Linked DNA regions of Homo sapiens: region 1 is linked to region 2. The links are chromatin contacts, found by Hi-C in ENCODE. All regions are on one chromosome and are shown on one strand. The core of a region is the stretch at or near the end of the contact, and the rest is flanking DNA. Distances in the headings are between cores, read along the strand shown.

What was found. Hi-C counts contacts between places; a loop is a spot of excess contacts on that map. Pooled maps may share reads with other maps.
Region 1: a pooled map shows a loop between it and region 2 (1.9-fold over the local background). The contact joins the promoter of UNC5C here to the enhancer-like site in region 2. A Hi-C loop is called at or near these places in 1 of 168 maps with a recorded cell type or tissue (prostate gland) and 3 of 50 pooled maps.

The regions. Positions count from the first base shown.
Region 1 is chr4:95,544,079-95,551,076 of GRCh38, forward strand. UNC5C (unc-5 netrin receptor C) reads right to left here and starts at 4,895. Exons shown (of 16, transcript NM_003728.4): 1 at 4,656-4,895. The coding sequence starts at 4,779. It overlaps UNC5C-AS1 (UNC5C antisense RNA 1), which reads left to right and starts at 5,070. Exons shown (of 5, transcript NR_183914.1): 1 at 5,070-5,153. RefSeq lists an enhancer at 5,337-5,466.
Region 2 is chr4:95,214,731-95,221,544 of GRCh38, forward strand. UNC5C (unc-5 netrin receptor C) reads right to left here. Exons shown (of 16, transcript NM_003728.4): 8 at 5,255-5,446; 9 at 4,239-4,583; 10 at 1,394-1,481. Among named protein-coding and RNA genes, the nearest start is that of UNC5C, 330 kb to the right of the region's middle. RefSeq lists an enhancer at 4,214-5,413. Within about 2 kb of position 1,686, at least 2 of the 41 ENCODE cell types and tissues checked have a DNase peak (open chromatin) inside an H3K27ac peak, as active enhancers do.

The DNA.
Region 1 (6,998 bases), core at 3,645-6,144, 330 kb after region 2:
ATAATACTTATTTTCTATGAGCTAAAAGCTGCTCTAATTGTAACCTGTAGTATATATTATCCTCATTTTTACATATGAGGAAACTAAGGCACGGAAACGTTAAATGTCTTGCTCATAGTCACACAGCTGGAGGTGCTGGAAGCAGTATTAGGAAACATTGGTAATCACTATGTTAACTGACAGAATGGGCATACACCATTAACAGCTCTTAGCCTGTGCCTCCCCAGAGCCAGATGAAACTTGCATTAAATCTAAGTAAAATGCTGTTGCAACGCAAACTTAGCTTCAAGAACATACAACTTCCAGCCAAATCACTGCTCCCACGTTCTTCTGTGTAGAAATTTTAGAACCCCCCACCCACCACTCACATTAGAATCCTAGCTTCACCTATGTTTACTATCTTCGGATGTCTGAATCCAGAAAGTACTATACCTGTGTCCGCTTTTATACTTAAGAAAGTGAATTATAATTCCATGGTTCTACTTCTGTCTTCCTGTAGGGCTTAAACTGCCTGGTTACATTCCGTTTCTAACAAATAGCATTCAGCCTAGGATGCAATATGAGTGCACAATAATTGCTTAAGAACTTTACTTCTAATACCATACTCTATCCATAGAAGCCATTGTTTCTAATTTGTGAGGAAATGTGAACAGGTTTGTTTTTAACTGCCACAAATATAAAAGTCAAACTAAAAAAATATGTAGGCTAAAACTTCAAGGCAATAGCACTGGCTCAATCTCAACCCCCACAATTTTCCCCATTATCTTCCTAAAGTGGTTGCAGCCTGTAATTTTAATGTTTCTTCTGAGAGTGACTCCCTCTGCTGCTTCTGCAAAGCCATGACCTAAATCAGAAAAGTGTTAAACGCAGTTAAGGCCTAATAGAGCACACTTGCTGTTGGCACTAATTGGAGAACCTAGCATACATTAGAGAACAGTTATGTTTAAGTCTCAACAATAATTCTAAATAAGCTAACAGGGTTTACTTAGCAGAGCTCATGCCTTGTTCATGTCCTTAGGGGGGGTTGCTTAAAATAGACCCATACAAGTTCTGACTAGGACAACCAGCTCCAAACTACAATAGGAGGTGTTCGAGGACCCTGTCTTATTTAACTCTTTACCCTCAGTATCCAGAATACAGGAGTCCAGGGAGTCAATAAATGTCAGTTATAATCTAATGATTCCTAATTCTTTGCAAGTGTTTGAAAAGTTTATTCTTTGAAGATTTTAAGCATTCTCTAAGCTAGAATACACAAAATTATTTTTCTAAACAGAAGTAAACTAGCCTACTTTTCCTTATTGCATATTCCTAATGTGAATTCATAAACTTTCTGTACTCCTACAATGAAAAAGTATACGATAGAATTGTAATGAACTTTAGTTGTCTTCACTGTTGACTGTCTATTTGTACCACACCAATATGCAAACATGCATAAAGGAATTTTTACTCTTTTGTAGGAAGACATATGTTATTTAAAAAAAAAAACTATGAATTAAGATAATAGGGAATTATCCCAATCTAATTAGAGACTTCAGTAATTTTTTGTCCTGAGTTTGGTGGTGTTAACACTCATAACACTAGTTGGAGCTAGATAAGCAGCATATCAATGCTGTGTAGCCCAGATAAAATGCATTTATAAACCAGGAGGGTCCTAATTCAGAAGCACACTGATCTCACACACACGCGCGCGCGCGCACACACACACACACACACACACTGCCTTTTACTAGTAAAATCTTTCATTCTTGGAAGTCACAAACACTACAAATTCCCTGGAGCTAGGAGTTCCCAGCAATCCTGAATGAAACAATTAGGGCATAGCCAGAAAGGAGAAAGTTGTTGCCTACAGCCTAGAGAATTTCCCAAGGACCTATTGAAAATGACTGCTGCCTAAACCACAGTTACAAAACTCAGTACACTCACAAATAATGCCTATTCTATGTTTTATCTTAAATATCTGTTGTTTCCTTGATTATCTCTGAAGATATATATACATACTTCTAATTTTTGCAGTACTTCAGCAACAGAATAAAAACCTCATCCACATTGTAAAGTGCTTAAAGTAACTTTCCCATGTTAATTGCTCTTGGACTTTCATTCATAAGAAATAGTTCATTTGGATCTTTAAGTCATCACCACAAGGAAATCATACCTTGAGGGTATGGGCTAGTGTTCTAGTCCAAGGAAAGGAGAAAGAAGAAGAATAAGAAGGAAAAGGAGGTCTGACTATCAGACCATTTATAAAATGTGTGATTCTGCAAGGAAAGTGTTAACGGTGGCTCAAGATAAACAGGCTGGGTTACTGTACTGCAGTGATGAAGGTAGTAGCTGATAGTGGAGTTTGGTGCTTTATCCTTCCTTTGATAACTAACAGACAACACAGGAAGAGCTGCTATCCCTGGAACATGGAGGATAACAAAGATAAAAGCGGTGGAATAGTGCATTTTACAGACCATGAGATTCAAACAAAAATTTTACTAATCAAAAACTGAAGGAACTAAATAAACGAAATGGACAAGAACTGCAGTGAAATGCATACACCCAACGGAGTACATTTTCTTTTTCCACTTAAGATGAGAATCAGTCCCCAATCTTTAACTTGCCTACGCTACAAAAAGTGCAAGAGAAAAAGTCTATCCTAAGCATCTTTTCTTTTTAATCTCTTCTCCCTTCTTCTTTCAATATTAATCCATTTACAATCTGCTGTTTGATTATCTTTATTGATCCTTTTTCTACCCAGTCTTTTTAATTTGGTTATTGTAAGCTCTTAGCAGGAATCCTATCTCTTGTTTGGCATCTTTGGGGACTTTAACTTGTCTTTTTCCCAAACAGTTCTCTCACCGTGCCCCGTCCCCCTCTCCCGCCACCCACCCCCATGGCTCAGTCCTTTGTATGCCCAGTAACAGCAGGCGAATTCCACAGGGAGTCGCGCGGTTGATTCCACGACTATTCATAAGGTTGTTCACTTAAGCTTCCAAACACCCCCCTCTAAGCACCCTTGGCTAGCGCCCTGAGAACTTCTTATCAATTTTAGGAAATCCACAAGCTATGATTCTCGGTGGAGATTCCTTTTTAAATAGACAGACAGATGAACTCTGGAGGTGTGCATAAGAAAACCAGAGCAGAACCTCAGGGATGGGAGGCATCTGGCGAGAAAGGAAGGAAGGATTTATGAGCAGGGCCACTTAGCAGGGCAGCAGGAAAATTTACTTCCGAAGAAGCTATCGCTAATTCACAAAGCCTTGCTAATCACTTACCTCTCCACCCAGACCGCACTCCTATGCTAGGCGCTCTCCTCCGCTTCCAACACCCCCATCCCCACCCCCAGCGCCTCTCTAAGATCAGAGGGAATGCTGTCCGGAAACCCTAGGGTGTCTGAACATCACCTGGGGAGTTGGGGCTATCGTAAAGCCTCCCTTTACTCTCCAAATTTGGAAGGAAGAGTAACCGAGAGTGAAGGGAGAATCCCTGAATTGCCTCTGAATGCTGCATAAGCTTCCTTCATTCTCTCCTCTTCCAGGAAAAGCTGAGCTGCCTCGCCTGAGCCGGCTATCACCACTGAAGTGGGCTAAGAGACCCAAGTAGGAGCTGGGCTTGGCCAGAAGTTTTGGGGCCCAGGTGACCTGAAAGAGACCCCGGAGGGGACAGCCTTGGCTCTTTCTTCTGCGCTCCCTTCCAGTCAGCTTTCCCGGCTTTGAAGGCTGGGAGCTGCTGCTAACACTTCAAACTAGGCGGACAAGAAGGGAGCCGGGCGATCAGCTCCGGAGCCTCCCCTCCTCCCTTACCCATCCCCAACTCCCGGCCACACTCTTCCCAACCCGGCTTCGCCCAGGGCCCCGGTCACTTATGTTAAAGTTCACAGGCGTTAAATTAAAATGTCAGAGTTATAAACTGGTCGACTACCCCGGGGAGTTTCGGATTTGGTTTGAACAAGCAGCCGGTTCCCCCAGAGCTCCGGGATTTTCATTTCTACATCCCCTGGTGGGAAGCAGGCATGAAGCGGGGTATGTATGAGTGCAGAGGCATGCACATCCCGGGCCTGCCTCCAGCCGGGTACGCGGATTCGGGTGAGCTGTGTATTTCCACAGCACCTGAAGCAGCAGGCGAGGGGGACGGGTGCTTTTGAGTCCTTGACAGTAATGGACACATTTCCTTAGCTGAGCGCCCTTCGGGGTCTAGTGTGCTCAGAGACTCAGTGAAGATCCTGCTACCCCAGTCTTGGCACAGCGCGGGGAGCCTCTGCGCATCATGCGCTTCGGGGTGCATCTACGGTATGTCACACAGCCACCCGCACCGAGAGTCTTTCCAAACCTCCGTGTGTGCAATATGCAACAACGTGCGCGTGCGGAGCTGAAAGGGCACAAGACACTCCAGGCTCCCACACGTATGGAGACGGATCGGCTGCGTGTCCACACCCCGTTCGTCCCTGGTCCATTCGTGCCCATCTCAGAAGATAGATTAAACATAATAATAATAATAATTATTATTATTATAATCAAAGCTTCTTGACTAGTTGGGAAAGTGGAATTTAGAGTGGTTTCCAGTTGAAAGCAACGAGGCAAATTGAGGAAGTCAAGAGAACTGGGGAGGAGGAGAGGAAGGAGGGAAGGAAGAAGCTAAGGGAGGTGGCCGCGGAGCTTGGCGGACCCCCTTACCTTGGGCGGCGGAGCCAGTGCCGCTGGCGCTGAGCAGGGCCAGGGCAGGTAGCACGAGCATTTGCAGCAAGTATCCCAGTCCCAGTCCGCAGCGGGCCGCTGTCGCCCGCAGACCTTTCCTCATCGTAGACAGAGGTGTGCCGGGGGGAGGGGAGGGGGACAGAGAGACGCGCAAACAGCTGAAAGCCCCACTGGGCAGAAGCTGAATCCGTGCACCGCGAAGCAGTCCGAAGAAATAACGACAACCAAGCGCCACACTCCACTTTCTCCAAAGGCAGGGGCCAAAAGGGGGAGGAGAGGAGACGCCGAGGAGGAGTTTGAAGGTCCCTCTTTCCCAATGCCTTCTAACTGACGTCTCCCGCGAGCGACTGCTCTGCCCCCACTTGGGAAGTCCAGGGAGGCGCAAGGCGGCCACCTCCGCCGCTCCCCCCAGCAGCAGGAGCAGCCGCAGCTCCGCCGCACGCCGAAGTCTGGACTGCTCTCCGGGTCCCCTCGCCTGTGAGGAACACACACAGACACCGGGGGTGGGGGTGGGGGTGGGGGTTGAAGTGGGGGGAGTTGGAGGAGGAGGGAACGGAGGGAGGAAGCTTGGGCACCGTCAGGCGCTCTGGTCTCCAATCTCAGTGTTCTCACGCCGGCGGAGAGATGTCCCGGCTGTCGCTGCTGGGTGGCCAAGGAGGTTCACATCCTAGAGTAGGGCGCACGGGTGCGCGAAGGCGCTCGCCAAGGAGGCGTAGAGGGCGCAGCACAACTCCTCTGGGGGGTAACCGGGGGCGGGAGCACGCCCGCCCGCCTTATGTAAGCAAGGATTGCAGGGAGATCAGCGCCCAGGAGACCAGCTGTGGGTTTGCCCGCTGAAGCCGAGGCGAGACAGACCAGGGGACGAAGCGGCTGCGGAGAGTGGCAGCGCGCCTGCCTCCCGCGGTGCGCCAGACCTGGACGCCGGGAGTGCAGCGGGCGCGCCCCGGGCCACTAGGCTGTGTCCAGTGGAGCTCAGCCTGCCGCCTGCCACCTTCTTCGCCGCGCCGGCAAAGCCTCAGCCGAATTCCCTAGGACTGGACTCGGTCTACGACTTCGGGTCTCGCGGTTGACGAAGCCGGTGCGGGCTCGAACTGAAGTCCTTCTTGGTTGGGGAAGAAGGCATGAAGCTTTTGCACTGCCCCAGCCGGCTGCTGTCCTGGGGTTGTCAGCGCCAGTCAGACTGCTTTATGTTCTGAGCGCGTATGACCCCTTTGCAGTGGAACAGAAACTAAAAGCTCGACGGAAACTCATTCTGCAACAGTGCTTTCTTTGCGTGCATGTTGGTGGCTGACAAGGGTGGTGATGCGATACCGAGAGAAACTCTCTTAGAAAAAAAAAATGCAAAGCAAAATTTGTAGATACTCAAAGTGATGGTGGAGCCTATAACATGTTTTTCAAATTTCTAATAGTGTGTGTAAGAACTCGAGCTGCTATGAATTTGTTTACCTTTCTACAGGAAATAATTGTCTACGTAGCTGGGTTGTGAATCCCTGTGGTCATGATGGAGGGATGCAAGATTGGGTGGGTAAAATAAGACTAGACAAAAGGAAAGTGAATTTATTAAAAGGTCAACACACAGACACAGACAACATTTTGGGAAAAAGAAAATCACTTCCCAAGATTAGCATGTCTTTAAACTAATAATACATCAGGGAATTTTATGCTCTTGGTGCCAAGGGGGCCATGTGTAAACACGCATGCACACACACACGCAGGAAACATGAGGTCTAATTTTGGCTGTGGTCATAACTACTCTGTTACCCTGGGTAAGTCAGGTAACCTGTGAATGTCTCAGTTTCTTCATTTGTGAAATATTTTGATAGTTTCAAAGTTCTCTTAAGTTCTAACATTCTATGATTCTGCCTGCACAGCCCCATCTAGGCAATAAGACCTATCTCGGATGAATCAGGGAGATCCGAAAAGGTAGTATTTGCCAAAGACATTGACAAAACTGGCCACTTCTTATTTCTGTGGAGACTCTGTCCACCACACAAAACCCTTCTTCACTCTCTTCATCTTCTCCATACCAAGACATCAAGATATTTGACAACAGGGTGGGTGCTGGCACCAGACTGTCTGCCTTCAGTTCTTAGCATTTCTTATTACTTGACTGATATTGAACATTAAAGCTAGGTGCCTCTCTTCCCTAATTTGTAAGATGGGTCTAGTAACAGGAACTATCTCATAGGGTTATTTGAGGATTATGTAAGTTAAACATATGTAAAATGCCTGACGCCAAAATTGTAAACTGCTGTTCTTACCATTGATGAAAAATTCCCATTAGCCTCATGCTATCTACACCAGTGCTGTTCAGCAGAAATT
Region 2 (6,814 bases), core at 436-2,935:
GTCCACGCTGACAAAGGCCTTGATGGATAGATGTACTTAATGCTAACCTTGACTCTGGAAGAGAGAAAGAAAAATAAAATAAAATAAAGAGATCTTGGAGTTTGCTGATCTTCTTTTCTCCTGATGCAAAAGAAGGGAGCTTTGAGGGCCTGTGAATGTTGCTTTGCATTGGGAATGAAAAAAATGAATATTTGATGTGGGTAAATACAAGCCTTTTAGTGATTTTTCTGTTGCTCAAATTTAAGGCATGAATAATGCTCAAGAATTGTATTATTTTCTTAGACAGGCTAGTATTTATGTAGGTGGAAGTACACCACCCGAGGAAAAAAATGTTCTGGGTCACACCAATTATAAATGCCAGTATCTCCACCTGAGAGCATAATACAAAAGCTTTATGGCTAGTGAAGAACAAGGCTAAAAATGGACGTTTTTCTGAGGATGAGAGCTGGGAAAAGAAAAGGTATAATGTGTTATAATGATAACCTAGTTCTGCATTGTCACTCATGCTTTATATTCAGAGCTCAGGGCTGAGGAGCCGATGCTCTTCCCCTTGGGAAAAACAATGATAATTACATGATGAGGATCTCCATTTTAACAACATCTTTCATTTTAAGATCTTGGTGTACTTCAGAAGCATTAATCAGGCTTCTAAAGCACTATTTAACACACGCATTTTACATGGAAACTAATCAAGAAATACCCAATACGATTTGTTAGAGGCCAAACTGAAAATTGAATTTAGGACTTCTCAATGCCTCTTGTTATTTTTACTTAAAATAACTTCTTCTTTATGATTATGAAACATTCTAAACAAAACCTTTTAATTCAATCTAGTTTTAATCAATCCTAGACCCATTCTGAACAGCCTAATGTGGAATTTATAAGTGTTAAACATAAGAAGGAAATTAGTAATACTTAAGCTAGAAGACAGTCACAAAAGGAAGAATCGTGGGTCAGAATTAAGGGCTAGGCTGAGTGGGAGCGGTAGGGATTGGAGGAGTTGTCCAATCCTTTGTGACCTTTGACTCTGTAATGGGAACAGGCTGGATTCCTGAGCCAGATGCCATGAAGTCGACGTCTCTGTGTCTACCCACTTGTCTCTCTGGACAATCTAGGGATCACATTTCTGGACATTTTTCCAGGAAATATGGCAACGTGTCCACTTGGGAAAAGATCTCTAGCCTTCTACCCATATTCAAGATCTGCAAAAGCGTCTGGAGCCTCAAAGACAAAGAGAAGTAAAACCTGACCTTTTGTAGGTCAAGGGAAAAAGAATGTATGCCAGAAGCAAGGCACTTGAGACAAAAATATGTTGGGTTTATTGTGTCTATTGTACAATTCTCCTCCAAGTTAGACATTGGTAAAGTCAGTGCACCAGAAAAAGCATATTTACCTCATAGTTTCTTTCCTGTGTACAGTCACATACATTTCGTAGACTCTCCCTTGGGGAATGGCCCCAGCGGGAATCAGCAAGCTGACTCCTGAATAGCAAAAGAGAAAAGCAGTCATTTAAGACTTTTGCAGCACGTAAAAGGGAATGAGGAGATTTTGTGACCGCGCAGCCATAAGCCTGCTTCATTTTCTCTAAAGACATGTAAATATTCCGAGTTGCTCCATTTTCCTTCCTCATTGGCCTCCTTACCACGGCTCCCTCTGAACTCTTATGCAATTACTTAAAGGAATGATGTAACTTTTTAAACTCTTGTTTTATTTGAGGAACAGACAGATGGTTCCACTGTTGTTTTCCTTGCAAGACAAGGGGAAAACCAACAACTGCTCAAAATTTCAAACAGCTGTAATGATGCATCATTTCCATTTTTTTTTAAAATCCCCACAAGATTCAAAGTCAGGGAAATGCCAACTTCAACATAAAAAAAAAAACAACATGTATTTTTTAAATATCCGGTTAGCATCAATGTAATTCCACAATGGTATAAGAATTGGTGAAGACCTTTTATTATACATAACTCTAGAAAGTGAACACTAACTCCTAGTTTAGTCACAGCAGGTCAAAGCGTTTCTAGTTAGTTGCTAATCGGTGCCCTTTGGCAGAACTATTAGATTGGGCTGTGTTCTAAGCTAACTGTGTCTGCTGTGGCAGTGGCTTGCAAATTTGAGCTCAGGTCAGAACCACCTGGAAAGCTTGTTAAACCACAGATTACTGGTCCCTACCCCGAGTTTCTGATTCAGAGATATGGGGTGTGGGGTAGATTTTTTAGTTCAACCAGTTGCCAGGTGATGCCCATGGTGATGGTCTGGGGCCCACACCACTGCTCATCATCACAAAGAGTGATTCAGTGTGGACAGCACTCCAAAGATGTTTGGCTCCATCATTTGATTCCCCTAAAATCCAGCTTCCTTCAGCTCCATACAAATTTATGAAGCATCCTTGTGAGTACAGTGTTTGACACTGTTGTGAATTTCAAAAAGGAAAAGATAGTCTTCCTGTCTTTGAGTAATTCATAATTTAATTAGCGAGGAAATGGAATATGCCAAATGAGCGTGGGGCAATATGAAAACTTGCCTGACCACACTGGAAAGTCTCAAGAAAAAAGAATGGAGAGTTAAGAGGTAGTAGGCCTTCATGTAACTGGTTGAAGATGTTGAGCCACAGACCTCTTGAGAAGGAGAGTAATGTGAGAGCCCTGGTGTTGTAGGAAGTGGACTGTCAATGTACAGAATGATTTGTGGAGGACACAGCAGGAAGATCACACATGAGGCTACCAAGCCTCAGTGCTTTTATTTTTTTCATTGAAAACATAAAACATACCTTAATCTTTGTTATAGGGATGAAACAGCATTATGAATATAAAGTAATAGGTAACTATTGTTTGTCCATTAAATAAAATATCATATGTTGATCACCATTGCCTAATACATAGGAAGAATTTAAAACATGCTAGCTCACTCCCTTCCACTTAAGAGGCCTTTATAATAATGCACATATGAAAAAGTGGTAGGTAGAAATGGGAAGAAAAGGCAGAATCCAATACATTTCAGAGGGAAAAGAACTATTTTGAGAACAATTGTAATGTTTAAACAATGGAAGAACCTTAAAGTATGTTTTGATTCATTCAATAATGGACTGTTATAAAGATATTTAAAATCATGATTTTAAAGAGCATGCAATAGCATGAGGATTAATGAGAAAAGGGTGGAAAACATTATATAATACATGATCTCAGCTATGTAAACTGTGAAGAAAAAAATATTTTATTAAATGTTTTGATTTTGTTAAAATATACTTTTAAAGGTTTAGGGTAAAAGTTGCCAAGGCATTGAAATGAAAGAGTGAATGACAGGAAGAATCAAATAAAATTTCATATTCAGGCCTGAAGACTCTTTGGTCTGTATATTCCTTGAGTATACACATATTATGTTTTTTCAATGTGACAACACTTTAGGTATTTACATTTTAGGTATTACTGTATTTACAAAATACTCACAGCCTTGCCCAAAAGAATTAGATAGATTTAGAGAGGAAGCCATTAACCCTTTTATGACCCATGGTTCCAAGCTCATTACTAATATTGATTAATGAATATCGATTTTTAATCCAACAGTATCAGGCATTAACCTTCATTCACCATGAAAGACCTTTATGAGGCTTATTGTCTAGATGCAGAGAAACTACATAATAAACTGAAACCAAGTAATAGTACAAAAGCACACCTGATGAATCTGGTGATTCTGGATACAAATATCAGAGGTAGGAGTGAGTACAGTGTACACTATCAATACTGTGAGGTGAAAGACTGTGTGATCAAGTTAGGTTAATAAATGAAGATTTGATGTCTATTATGATACCTCTGATGATCAAAAAATTTGTTTTCTGTATTATTGCTTCATGTAGTAAATTGGAACTTAATCAAATGATATATTTAATAATTAATTCGTCCTTTTAAAGTATAATGACAACATTAGGACTTGTGGCTTGATGTTGCCTTCTGAAGTTCTAGTAAAAAGGAGGTCAATGATGGTTCTAAATTACACCTCAGCAGAAAGTTGTGAGTATAGAATTTCTAGAGGAAGTGTTTTCAGAATTAGTTGGAGGAAGAGAAATGGTTTTGCTGATTTGTCTGAAGTAATGTTCTGTTTACATTGAAAGTAGATTTGGGCTGGATAGGTCACATTTAACATTTCAGGCCTAATGAAAACATCCCACGAACAAAAAAGATTTTGGTATGGAAAAATATGTTTCAAGCTGCCTCTTTGCAATTTAAACCTCTAGGAATTACCTGAATTGGGAACAATAAGGTGACCTCCCAGCGAGTTGAAGCTGCCAAATGCGGTACAGGATGGATCAGTCTGCCTTGCTAGACTCTGGTTCTTCAGGCTGAGGGCTTCATTCTCCAACAACGACTGGGTCATCTGAGGGGACAGCTTGGACGTAAACTCAGAGAGGTCATCTTGGGGGGTGACAGCACCTGAGGTGTTGTACACTTTGATTTTCAGGTTGGGCAGTGGATCCAGAATTGGAGAGTTGGTCATTGGGATTTTGTCTGAGACGTCATGCAGGGCATAGACAGGTCCTCTGTACATGGCTGCAGCTGACGTGAGGTCTGGGGGTACAGCCAGCAGATCTGAGTCAGAAAGAGAAAATAATCCCATTGGCATTCTCCATTCAGGCCAACCTACATTAGTCAGACTCCCCCTCACACTTTCTGAGCCGAAAGTAAAGCAGCTCAGCTAATATCGGAGATAGATAGACAGGCTCTACTGAAAACAGGGCAATCAGATAACTACCAGCTCTTTTATTATTGGCTGTAAGTAAGTGGTCAAGCTCATTCTATAATTTGCTTTGATGTCTACTCATTATGCCCAAGGTATTTGGCTATTTCAACAGATTGGATTGAACAACGAGCCTCACTAGGTGACGATTAGCTATGGTTTCCCTGGTCTATACTGGATTTGGGTTCATTGGTAAATCATTCTATTCATAGCAATACAAGATATCTTGTCAAAGGAAGTTAAAAAAAGAGACTCAAGAAATCAGTCAACCAATCAGGGTACTCTTTTCGATTAGAAGTTAAAAAGTGACAGAGCAATCTGTCAGAAAAGAAAAAAAGAGGATTTATCTTGTTAACTCTAATTTGTTATGTAAATGACATCAATACAGTAATGAACAAAATTAACTCAAATTGCTGTCTTCATGGAGCTTACATTCTAGCTGAATGAGATGACTCTAAAGTCATTGATTTTGAAACTGCTTACATGCATAAGTAACAGGGTGTGAAGTGGAATGTCAACTGACCTTGTCTTGCTGCCTTGATGTTCACAGGCTGAAAGCCCCCATTGAGTGCCGAAGAGTCAATAATATCTGACTCAAAGTCACGATGATTCTTCCGATACACAAACAAGGCCACAACTACAGAGATCGCCAGGCAAACGATCACTGCTATCACAATCCCAACATAGAGAGCAACATCATCTGAATCAGGAGCAGCTAGAGAGGAGAGTGAAACATTGAACCAGCTGCTTATAGAAATTTCCCACAGTACACATATGTATTGCTATAATTTTTTCAGACATTTACTGCCTTTTTTATAGGTTAATTTCAAATCTATTTCAAAAGCTATATAAAATGGCTGTGGCCTTTCAGTGGAAAATTGTCTCTGATTTCTTTTCCTTTCTCACTCTGCATCTATCCACCCACTAATCTATCTTATAATTGGGCAGCATAACAGACTGTTTATTACTAGGCATATAAAGAAACTGGAACTAAAACCATCCCAACCCACAGGAAAAAAAAGTTTATTACTCATTTCAGGTGGAAAAGTTTGGAAGGGTTTTTGAATTCACTGATAGTTCTTTAAAAACATAAACATAAACACTGTTAGAAATATCTGGCATGTTTTAAATCTGCATATTTATTGAACCAGAATATTTTCCTAAGTATCACTCCAAGTCATAAAATGACTTTCCATAGCACTCTTCTCACTTTCCCCTAAATCAATGGAGAGGTGGGTGGGAATGGTGTAACTAAGCAAAGCAAATACTAGGAGCAAACATATTAAATTTGAAAGGTGTGCTTTCAGAGGGCCCAGATCTGGGGGACAGAGGTTAATGCTGATAACCTTCTCTAAGTCCAGGCTTTGATACAGATGCAGTATTATCTCTGAGAACCCTGAGCTTCTCACGGTCCCCTGTCAGAGATTTACATTTGAGCTACTCATTACTAGAATAAAATATAGCTCTCTTGTGCACTAAGGAAGACAAAGGCCTGGTTCAGTGATCAGAAAGTTCAGACTACCCCAGAAGGCAAATAAGCATTTGACCAACACAGTGTGTCAGTCAACTGAGGTCTTTTTTCTGGAACAGAATTCCTATAAATGTTGCATGTTGCCTTGGTGGCACAGAACATGCTTGCATCTAACTGGAAAAGGTGATAGAAGCTGATAATTAAAACAAACAAATGAAATGAAACCTTTGTGGACCCCTTTGACATTTTTAAGTCTCTGTTTTTAGTATTCTGTGATGCACAAAAACATGTTCAGCAAAATTAATCAAAGCTGCTCCACTCACTGTAAAAGAGGTTGTTAAATTGGTACTTCAGGTAGTCGAGAACAACCTAGAATTTTATGGTCAATTTTATATACATGTACATTTTTCAGGGAGAGAGAACTTTCCAATTTGTAGGTCCCATGACCTCCTAAAATGTGAGGAACCACGGCCCTCTCCTAACGCTCACAGCCACATGGTTTACATGGTGAAATAACTCATCATTTCATTTGCCAGTGGCTCATGAGACAACCCACACTCTAATGTCATGGAATCTTTCACATATTAGCAGTGTAAATGAATTCTTTATTGG